2 separate regions of the Homo sapiens genome follow, and region 1 is linked to region 2. The links are chromatin contacts, found by Hi-C or POLR2A ChIA-PET in ENCODE. All regions are on one chromosome and are shown on one strand. The core of a region is the stretch at or near the end of the contact, and the rest is flanking DNA. Distances in the headings are between cores, read along the strand shown. Region 1 has its middle 21 kb from the start of SLC22A3. Region 2 overlaps SLC22A1 (solute carrier family 22 member 1).

Region 1 (5,742 bases), core at 2,640-5,139, 190 kb after region 2:
GGTAGTTATGAACAAGAATGGCATCGGTGTCACCAAACTGAAGGGATGTTTTCCAGACCTTAGCTCACTTGGCCTTCAGCACTATTAAACCCTCTCCATCACGGACTTCAGAAAACACTCTCTTATTCTGGCTTCTCAAGACACCGCGCCCTGGGTCTCCTCAGACACCGCGCCCTGGGTCTCCTCAGACACCGCGCCCTGGATCTCCTCAGACACCGCGCCCTGGGTCTCCTCAGACACCGCGCCCTGGGTCTCCTCCTGCCTCTGCGGTCACATCTATGTTTCCTGTGAGTCTCCTTCTGCTCAACCCAGCCATTAAATATGAGCCTCCTCTGTGTGTGGAGCCTTCTCTTTGCACTTGCTACTCTCTCCCTCCTCATGTCAGCCTTGTCCATGGCTTTAACTGACACATATGTAAATGACTGAAATTTACACACCCAGGCCTGCCTTCTCCCTAGAGCTCCAGACCAAATATCTCACTGCTTCTTTGATGTCTCCATTAGTGCGTCTCAAAGGCACCCTAAACTCAACATGGCTGGATTGGTTTCCTAGGGGTGCAATAACCAAGTACCACAGACTTGGGGGCTTCAATAGCAGAAATGTGTCCTTTCACGATTCAAGAGGCCAGTAGATCAAGGTGTGGGCAGAGGTTGACAACTGTTCTACCCAGTGAGGCACAGGCAATGTGTTAGCTGTGGGTTGGCTGTCATCACCGGGTCAGGGATCTGATGGGTTTTGGATGTCCCATTGCAGGCAGAGCCACAGTGAAGTCTCTTCCCTCTCTCTCAGCCTGAGGGACTGAAGCTCCCCCTTCCCCAGACCTGAATGGAGAATGAACAAGTGTCAGCCCCCACTGAAGACCACACAGAAAAAGACATGAGACCTTGGGGAGGGGAGTGAGGAGGAGAGAGCAGAGAATGAGGAGATTGAAAGATCTGAGGGGTGGGGGTAAGAAGGTACAAGAGGAAGGGCACCCCCAAAATCCAGAATTAAGGCACCCCATTGTGAGCTGCCCGTGAGTCCAGGGCAAGTACAGAGAACAGCAAATAAGGTAGAGAATCCAGCCCTGTATTTGCAAAGTGCTGTGATGGACGGGCCTCTAGGCCAGCGCAAAGAATGACTAATGCTTTTTTGGATGTGTGTGCCCCGGCCGGCCCCCCCACCCTGCTTCTCCTCCAGGCAGCACCCTTGCCTTTGGCCAATGTGGACTGCAGGGAGCCGGTGTGGACGGTGGGGTCAAAGCCTGGGGGAAACCAGCTTGGTCTGAGAATGCCTTTGTGGCTGGCCTTGCCACCTCTCCTCTCCCTGACATGAAGCTGATATATCCTTAGGGCCATTTGTTCCTTTCTTCAGAACACTGATCACAGTGGACACTCTCATTTATTTGTGTGATAATTGTCCTATTTCTGGCTCTTTGAAGGTCATGGGTAACTGGGGGCTGGTTTTTTTCTCATTGTTTCAATTCTCATGCATATTAATTAGTCCCTTAAAAAGTATTCATTGTCTGATAACTAAATAAATAAATTGATTTACTCTTTTCTGTGAAGACATTGGCTACTATGGCTATTTTGAAATATAAGGGAATAAATATATTTAGCCAAGAAAAAGCCATGAAACATACTTTCCAATTACAGATAATATTCATCCTAAATATGTAACTGTAATTTCTCAAGGAATGAAAAAAATTATTTTAAAAAACTCTTGACCAGACACGGTGGCTCATGCCTGTAATCCCAGCACTTTGGGAGGCCAAGACGGGAGGATTGTGAGGTCAGGATATCGACACCATCCTGGCTAATACCCCGTCTCTACTAAAAATACAAAAAATTAGCCAGGCGTGGTGGCGGATGCCTGTAGTCCCAGCTACTCAGGAGGCTGAAGCAGGAGAATGGCATGAACCCAGGAGGCGGAGCTTGCAGTGAGCATAGATTGCGCCACTGCACTCCAGCCTGGGTGACAGAGCAAGACTCCATCTCAAAAAAAAAAAAAAAAAAAAAAAAAGAACAAAAACTCTTAAAAGGATGTAAGTTTATATTTATTAAAATATATTTTTCTCACGTGGCATGTTTTATTCTGAAACTCAGGGCATCATCTTGTTTTAGATGCACGTGTTAACACCTCAGTTCTGTGTTCTGATCCAATCTGAGTGAACGGGAAAATTTAACCCATTCACTTTAAATATAATAAAGTGAAGGAGTGATGAAAGAATGCCAACAAGGACAGGCTGTGTTCTGTTCAAAAGAAGGTGAAGTTGTCTGAGATTACAGCAGCCTGATTTTGTCAATTTCCCCATTGCTAAGGCCCCAGTCCCCTTCCAGTTTCCAACTGAGGCCCACAGCACTTTTGACTGAGCCCAGTTGATTTTTCAGAGTCACCAGCCTCCTTCCCTGAGATAATCCCCTCCCTCCATCTTTTCCTCCCATTTCCTGGCACCCAGAACTTTCACATTTCATCCTGTATCAAAATGGTGTGCTCAGAAAAGGATGCAACTTTCAAAGGCCTAGAGTGACCAGCTTAGCAACTGAGAGGCTTAGCAGCTTCTCAGGAACTTACATTTAAGCTTTGAGACGAATTATGGAATCAACACCTTTGTTTCCAAGTAAAAAATTTTCTAGATCAAGCAAGCGATATTTTGGAGATTAAACTGTAACTACAGTTTAGCATACTGATACTTTTTAAACAAATAGCAATATCATGAGTTTTCACATTATTATTATTATTGTTATTATTATTATTTTGAGATGAAGTCTCGCTCTTTCACCAGGCTGGAGTGCAGTGGCGCGATCTCAGCTCACCACAACCTCCGCCTCCCAGGTTCAAGCAATTCTCCTGCCTCAGCCTCCCTAGTAGCTGAGAGCTTTTCACATTATTAAAGATTCTTTGAATACAGGATTCCAGACATAGATATTTTATTGGACTTCCCCTCAAACAGAGACTTATTAAGAATCCAGTCCAGGCATGGTGGCTCATGCCTGTAATTCCAGCACTTTGGGAGGCCGAGGGTGGTGGATCACTTGAGGTCAAGAGTTTGAGACCAGCCTGGCCAACATGGTGAAACCCTGTCTCTACTGAAAATACAAAAATTAGCTGGGCATGGTGGTGTGTGCCTGTAGTCCCAGCTACACAGGAGGCTGAGGCAGGAAGAACTTCTTCAACCCAGGAGGCAGAGGTTGCAGTGAGCCGAGATGGTGCCACTGCACTCCAGCCTGGACAACAGAGCGAGACTCCATGTGAAAAAAAAAAAAAAAAAAAGAATCCATTTGGTTGATCCCAAGAATCCCATAAACAAGACAGTGTCTGAATTGTGAAGCTATATTAGCCTCCACAACACTGTTCAGTTGATTTGCTTATTACAAAATGAGAAAAGAGGGCATACTTTCTCCCCAGGCCCCTAGGCAAGATTTGGTCACAGCACATAGCAAAGGGAATTTCTCTTTGGTGACTATTCAACAGGATGAATTCCTGCTATCTATGATCAGCTACGTATTGACATCAGGGAGGGTTCGGGGCACAGAATGCTCTCAGTGCTTCATTTTGGCTACATATCTCCCTCTATCAAGTTTCTAGTGTCAGAACAAAATTTGTAGACATTGCTTGGATGATCCAGATAATTAACTGGCAACGCTGAAATTCCCAAAAAATAAAGGCTTTTGTGCTACTGTCTTCTACAACAATACAATGATCAAAATGCATAGCAGGAGCAACTGGTAAATGAAAAGGAAAACAAAACTTTAGGTCAGGTATTCCAGTGTGTCCTTGGGACACCTCAGTGAGCATGTGGCCTCTATGTGCACATTAACTGCTTCTTACATCACAAGGAATTTACTGACATCCTTCACTGAAGGTCAAGATCATGCGGCTTCTGGTAGCCTCGCCACATGGTGCCAGGAGTCTCCAGTCATGGAGTTCATAATGGAGCCCCTCCCGCAGGGGCTGGCAATGCCACAGAAAGTTTTCTCAGGCTATTTTGGGAATCGTATTCCCAGCGAGAAATGAGGAAGGCAGACTCACGTGAAACTGGAAAGGATGTGGGGAGAAAATAACTTACTAAACGTCGTGGGGCTGGAAAGGAAGAAGGAGTACACAAGTTCAGGCTTATTATTATTATTTTTTTAATGGGAGAAAGGCTGTAGGAGTCATTCTGTGTACTCACCTGGGTCCTGAGGGAGGAGCTGTGCTCACAGGTGTGGTGTGGATGCATGGCACTCATGTTCCCACCCTCCTCCCAATCCGGCTAGATGTCCTGGCAGACCCCAGACTGGGTTTATGTTTGTGGAGTTTATGGGACTTTAGTTATTGGCTAAAAGAGGAAAATTTCAGGAAATGAAGTGTTTTAGTGCCTCCAAAAGAAGCCAGGAGCAGTGGCCAATGCTGGAGCTGGGATGGCGTCCGTCCTGCCAGACCTGAGGTTTGGAGTGCCTGGGGGAAAGGGGACAAACTGGAAACTGAAGGAACTCTGTGCAAGACTCTGAGACGTGGAGCAGAAGCTTCATGGCCAGGTGGCAAGACAATGCAGAGCCACCTGGAAGCCAGCTCATCCACCCTCCACCCGGAGGTCCAGGACCAGGGCTCTGGTGCCCTGACAGCTCCAGGCAGCACAGAGCCAGACAGGAGAAGGGTGGAGGCAGCCACCTGCTTAGGGACATACTAGCTGCAGGGCCGATGGGGACACTCAGGACCCCAAAGCAGGACCACAGGTCAGGCTCACTTCGGAGGGTGCAGGGAGGCCCCGCCATGGTGGGGAGGCCTGTGGGGTGGTGGGAGGCAGGCTGGGAGCTGATTCAGCGGGTAAGAGCGGAAAGCCCTCAGCCCTCATAACATAGGCAGACCTGCCAAAATAATATCATTTCCTCCTAAAGGCTGGAGAGCCCTAGAACATTCAGTCTAGATTCTCATATCAAAAGCAGTTGTGTGGGCTTATCTTAAGAGACCCTGATGAGATGGAATACAACCATTCTCCCTTGAGGGAAAAAACAAAACAAAACACAAATAGGCACTCTGTGTGTCAGGGTGAAGTTTAGGGGCTTCTTTTAAATAGTCCTCCCCTTCTGGCCCCCCAAAATCCCCAGGAACTGAATCTGCATCATAGAAAGTAGTTCCATGAGGCCAGTGCCTCCTGCGGGCAACCTGCCCCCAAGCCTCACCCTCAAAAAAATGTTAAACACAAAACATCAAGAACAACACTTAAATTGAGGCCTGGTTTGGGCAAAAGACTCTAGCTGTTTGCCATGGGAAGGCTTCCTTCCTTTCCGTATTTTTAGAGGACAAAGAAGGAAAAAGGATTCTACCTTTATTTTTATATCAAAACATATTTTTTCCAGGGGCAATGTAGTAGGCTGAACAGTATATCAGCGCAAAAGATACATCTACACCCTCACCCTTGGAAGCTCTGAATGTGATTTTATTTGGAAAATGGGTCTTTGAAGATGTAATTAAGTTAAGGATCTCAACATGAGCTTATCCTGAATTATGCAGGTGGATCCTAAATTCAATGCCAAGTGCCTGAGCTGCACAGAGGAGAGAAACACAGGGAGAAGAGGAGAAGGCCATGGGGAGATGGAGGCAGAGAAGGGAGCCATGCAGCCACAAGCCCAGGAATGCCTGCAGCCACAAGAAGACAGAAGAGGCTGGGAACAGACCCTCCCCTAGAGCCTCAGGAGAGAGAACAGTCCTGTTGACACCTTGATCTTGGGCTTCCGTCCTCCAGAACTATGAGATAATAGAGGTCTGTTGTTTTGAGCC
Region 2 (5,631 bases), core at 546-3,045:
GATGAGGTACGCACGTGCAGGGCTTGGTGCAGAACCAGACATTTAAATCTGCAGTGAACAGTAGCCATCCTCACGTGCAGTCTCCAGGAGACTTGGAGGCATATCCTACAAGTCAGACTCTCACATCTATCATGAAAAAAATGTATCATTGGGGCCCTTCTAGGACACTCTTTCTCATTTTTACTCCCCTCTTCTCATATTGCTCTAGGGCATTCTAAACCCAGTGATTCATGCTCTTTCTCCATCTGCGAGGGGCTTTTTTTTTTTTTTTTTTTCTTCAGTCTCTGACTCATGCCTTTGACTTGAAACCTCCTCTTGGCTCAGGTTCACGGACTCTGTGCTCTATCAGGGGCTCATCCTGCACATGGGCGCCACCAGCGGGAACCTCTACCTGGATTTCCTTTACTCCGCTCTGGTCGAAATCCCGGGGGCCTTCATAGCCCTCATCACCATTGACCGCGTGGGCCGCATCTACCCCATGGCCATGTCAAATTTGTTGGCGGGGGCAGCCTGCCTCGTCATGATTTTTATCTCACCTGGTAAGTTGGTAAGTTGTCTGCTTTCATCATTTCCCAGGCAATCGAAGTGTGGGGAAAGTGTTGTGACTCTTTGATAAGCCTCTGGAATGAGAACAAAGATGAGGTGCTACCTTTGTCTACAAAGTTTTTTTAGATTTTAAATTGAGGGGCCGTGCACAGTGGCTCATGCCTGTAATCACAGTACTTTGAGAAGCCAAGGCAGGTGGATCACCTGAGGTCAGGAGTTCAAGACCAGCCTGGCCAACATGGTGAAACCCCATCTCTACTAAAAATACAAAATTAGCCGGGCTTGGTGGCGGGCGCCTGTAATCCCAGCTACTTGGGAGGCTGCTTGAACCCAGGAGGCGGAGGTTGCAGTGAGCCGAGATCGCACACTCCAGCTTGGGAGACAGAGTACAACTCCATCTCCCAAAAAACAAACAAACAAACAAACAAAAAAACCCCCAAAAACAGCAAAAAAAAAAAAAATTAAATTGAGTTTTAACATACATACAATCAGCAAACTATAAGTGCATGACTCCATGAGTTTTTAAAAATGTGTACACCCGGGCAGCATGATCCACGTAAAGATGGGGAACCTTTCCAACTTCTCCAAAGCCTCCCTCAGGCTCCTTCACAACAACCCCTGCCACCCCTCCAAGGTCACCACTACTCTGCCCTTTGTCAGCACAGATTGTGCCTGTTCTTGAGCTTCATATAGATGGCACCATACCAAATATACTGTTTTTGTTATTGTTGTTGTGTTTTGAGACAGAATCTTGCTCTGTTATTCAGGCTGGAGTTCAGTGGTGCAATCACAGCTCACTGCAACCTTGAACTCTTGGGCTCAAGGGATCCTCCCGCCTCAGCCTCCTCAGTAGCTGGGACTACAGGCGTGAGCCACTATGCCCGGTTAATGTTTTTATTTTTTGTAGAGATGGGGTCTTACTATGTTGCCCAAGCTGGTCTCAAACTCCTGGGCTCAAGCAATCCTCCCACCTCAGCCTTTCAAAGTGTTGGGATTATAGGCATGAGCCATTCATCATTGCACCTATGAGACCCACCCATGTTGTCACATGAGAGTGTAGTTGGTACTTCAAACAAAATTATTGTGTAGGATTCCACTGTATGAATATGACACTCTGCATCCCTTCCACTGTTGATTGTCACTTGTGTTGCTTCCAATGTTTGCCACTTATTGGGACTAAAATCATCCTTGCACGTATCTTTGGGCAGGCACATGCTTTCATTTCCCTTGGGTACAGGTCTGTGAGTACACTTGCTGGGTCCCAGGGAGGCATATGTTTAGCTCTAGCAGACACTGCCAAACAGCTTTCCAAAGTGGTTAGACCATTTTATACTCCTCCCAGGAACACATGGGAGCTCCGATTACTCCAGATCCTCCCAACACTTGATCTGGCTCATCTTTTTAAGAGTGGCCATTTTGGTGGATGTATACTTTAGTCTGTAATTCTTACAATCAAAGATAAACCAAGCTACATTTAAACCTAAAGCAGATTAACTTCAGTCAGTTTTAATTTGAGTACGTAAATTGCCTTTCACATTCATTGCTCTTGGATATGTTGTAAAATAAATACAAGGGCAGATCTGCTCTTTTCTCAGTTTTTACTGCGTGTGCTCTGCACTTGCTGATTTAGTGAGTCATTTTGGCAGGCTTTCGTGCAGGGTATTGTAGAGACTGTTCTGTGAAATCTGTATGCCCAAGAACTAGGCTGTGTAGATCAGGCTGGAAAGAAAAAGGGTTGGGGAAAGAAAGCTCAGTTTTCTTTTCCCTTTTTTTCATGGAGAAAGAACAGAGAACACAGGAAAAGGGGCAGCATGGATCTGAAATAGATTTTGCTCACTTTCTTCCCAATCTCTCTGTTTCTGGAATCCTGGGTAAGATGTGATGGATGGGCATACTTTTAAAAAGTTCACAGCACTGAGTGCCAAGAAGGAGGGCCATCGAGGGCTAAGTCCATTCAGTTGTCACCTGGACAGAGCCCAGGCATCGTCCCCTCCCCAGCCCCCTCCTCCCAGCTCCTGTCCTCCCCTCGTCCCTCTGTCTTAGTCCTTATCACATTTTAGGACAGTCATTCATTCAACCCGCAGGAAATATCTCCAGGCCTTCTATATGGCTGGCAGGTATCTAGGTCCTAGGATTTCAACCATGAGCGAAGCAGAGAGAGTTCCTGCTCCATGGAGCTGACATTCCAGAGGGAAAAGAGAAGGATGTCAGTGCTTTCTACAATGGGCACGGGAGGCCTGAAGAGGCCTAAATGAAGTGGGAAGAGCCATGTAAAAATCTGGGGAGAGTTTTCTGACACGTGCAAGGCCCTTGGGGTGAGAAGAATGTGGCATTGGAGGGACTGCTCGGGATCTAGGGACAAGGGTCAGGCGAGCTCGTGGGGAGCAGTGGAGTGAGGCGTGGAGTGAGTTGGGAAGTAGCCAGCTGTGGACTTTATCCCAAGAGTGGTAGGAAACCACTGGTGGCTTTGAGCAGGGGTGGACTTGACCCAACTCCAGTCTGAACTGGGTCCCTCTGGCTGCTGTGATGAGCGGCCCTGGGGGTGCAGAGTGGAGGCATGTTCAGTTCTCTGAGGCCAGGGATGCTGTTTACCTCTGGTCAAGCATCACCAGGCTAAAGACCTGTGAATGAGGACCTCCCTCGAGGCATTGGAGTGAACTCCTTGCCTTTTATCTTTTAGAAGCTAGATGAGGTGTGGTCCTTAACAGAAGGCTCAGCTTGGCTTCTCTATCAGGGCTGAGAGCTCCAGGAGGCAGAGAGACTGTGTTGCACCCATGAGACGGGTGAGGGGCACTCTCATTTGGACCCTCACACTGGCTGAGTGAGATGATACAAGATTTCCATAAATAGCCAGTATCTGGGGACAAGGGTCAAGCTGACATCGTGTCTGTGACCCCAGAGGCCTTTATAGTGAGCTGGTGTGTCACAGGGTTACTTGCATTTCAGTGCTGGGGGTAACCCATGCAGAGCAGATGATGGTGGTTATTAAGGATCTGAGCTTCTTTCCAATGAAGCCAAATTCTTTGATCATTCTCAATAGGGAGAGGGCTTTCTGGGCCTTCAGGTGGTCGAGAACCCCACAGCAGCCTGCCAGCGTGAAACAAGGGCTCGCTTCCCTCATTCTCAGCCTCTGAGACTATTATGAAAGGTGTTTTGGTTAAAACTGTATTGGAAACAAATATTAAATTGAGGATTAGAAATCTGTTTTGTTAGTTTGAGAACTACTACTAGAGGGATTATGTTTATTGAGTGCTTTCTGTGTTTCAGGCACTGAACTAGAATGGATACTATCATATAATAAATAAAAAGCCAACTTTAAAATTCTGTGGTCACAGTGGACATTTGACATACATCAGCTCTAAGTCTCATGATGATCTATAAGCTGGGTGTCATTATTCCCATTTTACAGCCCAGGAAACCAAGCTGAGATTCAAAAAGCCCATTCTTTCCCCTGTTCAATGGAGTCTTCTTGAATATGTCATCGTCAACTCCCCAAATCTCTTGAGACTCAGTTTACTTATCTAAAAATGAAAAAGTTAGATAAGACAAACTTCCAGGCCCCACCAGCTCTAATAGTCCAAGCATGACCCACCATGGCCTCTCACAGTAACTCAGGGAACGAAGCCCCCATCCACCACCCACACCCTCTTTGTACTTCCTTTCCAGACCTGCACTGGTTAAACATCATAATCATGTGTGTTGGCCGAATGGGAATCACCATTGCAATACAAATGATCTGCCTGGTGAATGCTGAGCTGTACCCCACATTCGTCAGGTGAGTGCATGGAACAGGGGTAGCCAGTGAAATGGCTGTGAACCCACCAGCTCAGTGGGAACCAACATCTCCAAGGTGCTTCCTAAAGATGCAGCCAAGCATTGCTCAGTTTGGACATTGAGTGGCATTGTTAAGAAATCACGTTCAGAGAGATGGGGTTAAGCATCAAGAGAGGGTCAACCCATAATTATAGCAGAGAATGTGAAAGGGGACCCTGTGAGCTGATGGATGGGGTCAAAGTTGTTCTGTACATACAACAAGTACAAGAACAAAAGGTGTAGAGAAGTGGGTACTGGACAGGGACTTGGGAAACCTGTGTTGTAGCCCTGTCCTTGGCACTAATTGATTGTATAAACATCAGCCATTTCATTGACACTTCTGGGCATCATTTTCTTAAACAGCTGACATTTGTATAGTGATACGCGAGTATTTCCATACATGTGATTCCCTTAAATTTGTTCTTGGGTATGATCATCCCCATATTACATATGAGGAAGCTGTGATTTAGAAAGGGAAAGAAGCGTTGTAGGGGTCAGACAGCTAGAAAGAAGCAGGGCTGGGGCAAGGACCACATCTTCCTGACCTGGAACCCTGTGGTTTTTCCATTATGGCACATTACTGTTCTGTAAACTGAGGAACTTTTCAAAATTGTGGTAAAATATACATAATATGAAATTTACTATCTTAGCCACTTTTAAGTGTACAGTTGAGTAGTGTTAAGTACCTTCACACAACCAAGCTCCAGAACTCTTCATCTTGCAAAACGGAAACTCTGTACTCATTAAACAGTAACTCCCCATACTCTCCACCCTCCAGCTCCTGACAACCGCCTGTCTACTTTCTGTTTCTATGAGTTTGGTTACTTTAGGTACCTCATATAAGTGGAATCATATAGTATTTGTCTTTGTATGACTGGCTTAGATCACTTAGTGTGATGGCCTCAAGGTTCATGTATGTTGTAGCATGTGCCAAAATTGTCTTCTTTTTAAAGGCTGAGTAATATTCCATTGTACATATATACCACATTTTGTTTATCCATTCATCTGTCAATGGACACTTGGGATGCTCCACTTCTTGGCTATTGTGAATAATACTGCTATGGACATGAATGTACAAATATCTCTTCAAGATATCTTTCAATTCTTTGGGGTGGAATATCCAAAAGTGGAATTACTGGATCATAATCTAATTCTATTATTAGTTTTTTGAAGGAACGGCTGTATTTTTTTTCCATAACGGCTACACTATTTTACATTCCCACCAACAGTTCACAAAGGTTCCAATTCCTCCACATCCTTGCCAACACTTGT

What was found. A loop is a pair of places that touch in the nucleus more often than their neighbours do. ChIA-PET counts read pairs that join two places held with the same protein, here RNA polymerase II (POLR2A). Pooled maps may share reads with other maps.
Region 1: a map of tibial artery shows a loop between it and region 2 (2.5-fold over the local background). The contact joins two enhancer-like sites. A Hi-C loop is called at or near these places in 1 of 168 maps with a recorded cell type or tissue (tibial artery), 1 of 37 single-sample maps with no recorded cell type and 2 of 50 pooled maps. POLR2A ChIA-PET finds 5 or more read pairs at or near these places in 1 of 52 experiments (IMR-90).

What each region holds. Positions count from the first base shown.
Region 1 is chr6:160,324,767-160,330,508 of GRCh38, forward strand. No RefSeq gene overlaps it. Among named protein-coding and RNA genes, the nearest start is that of SLC22A3, 21 kb to the right of the region's middle. Within about 2 kb of position 3,890, at least 3 of the 41 ENCODE cell types and tissues checked have a DNase peak (open chromatin) inside an H3K27ac peak, as active enhancers do; they include tibial artery, where a contact is called at or near this core.
Region 2 is chr6:160,139,329-160,144,959 of GRCh38, forward strand. It overlaps SLC22A1 (solute carrier family 22 member 1), which reads left to right. Exons shown (of 11, transcript NM_003057.3): 7 at 325-539; 8 at 4,213-4,321. Among named protein-coding and RNA genes, the nearest start is that of SLC22A1, 20 kb to the left of the region's middle. Within about 2 kb of position 1,796, at least 8 of the 41 ENCODE cell types and tissues checked have a DNase peak (open chromatin) inside an H3K27ac peak, as active enhancers do; they include tibial artery, where a contact is called at or near this core.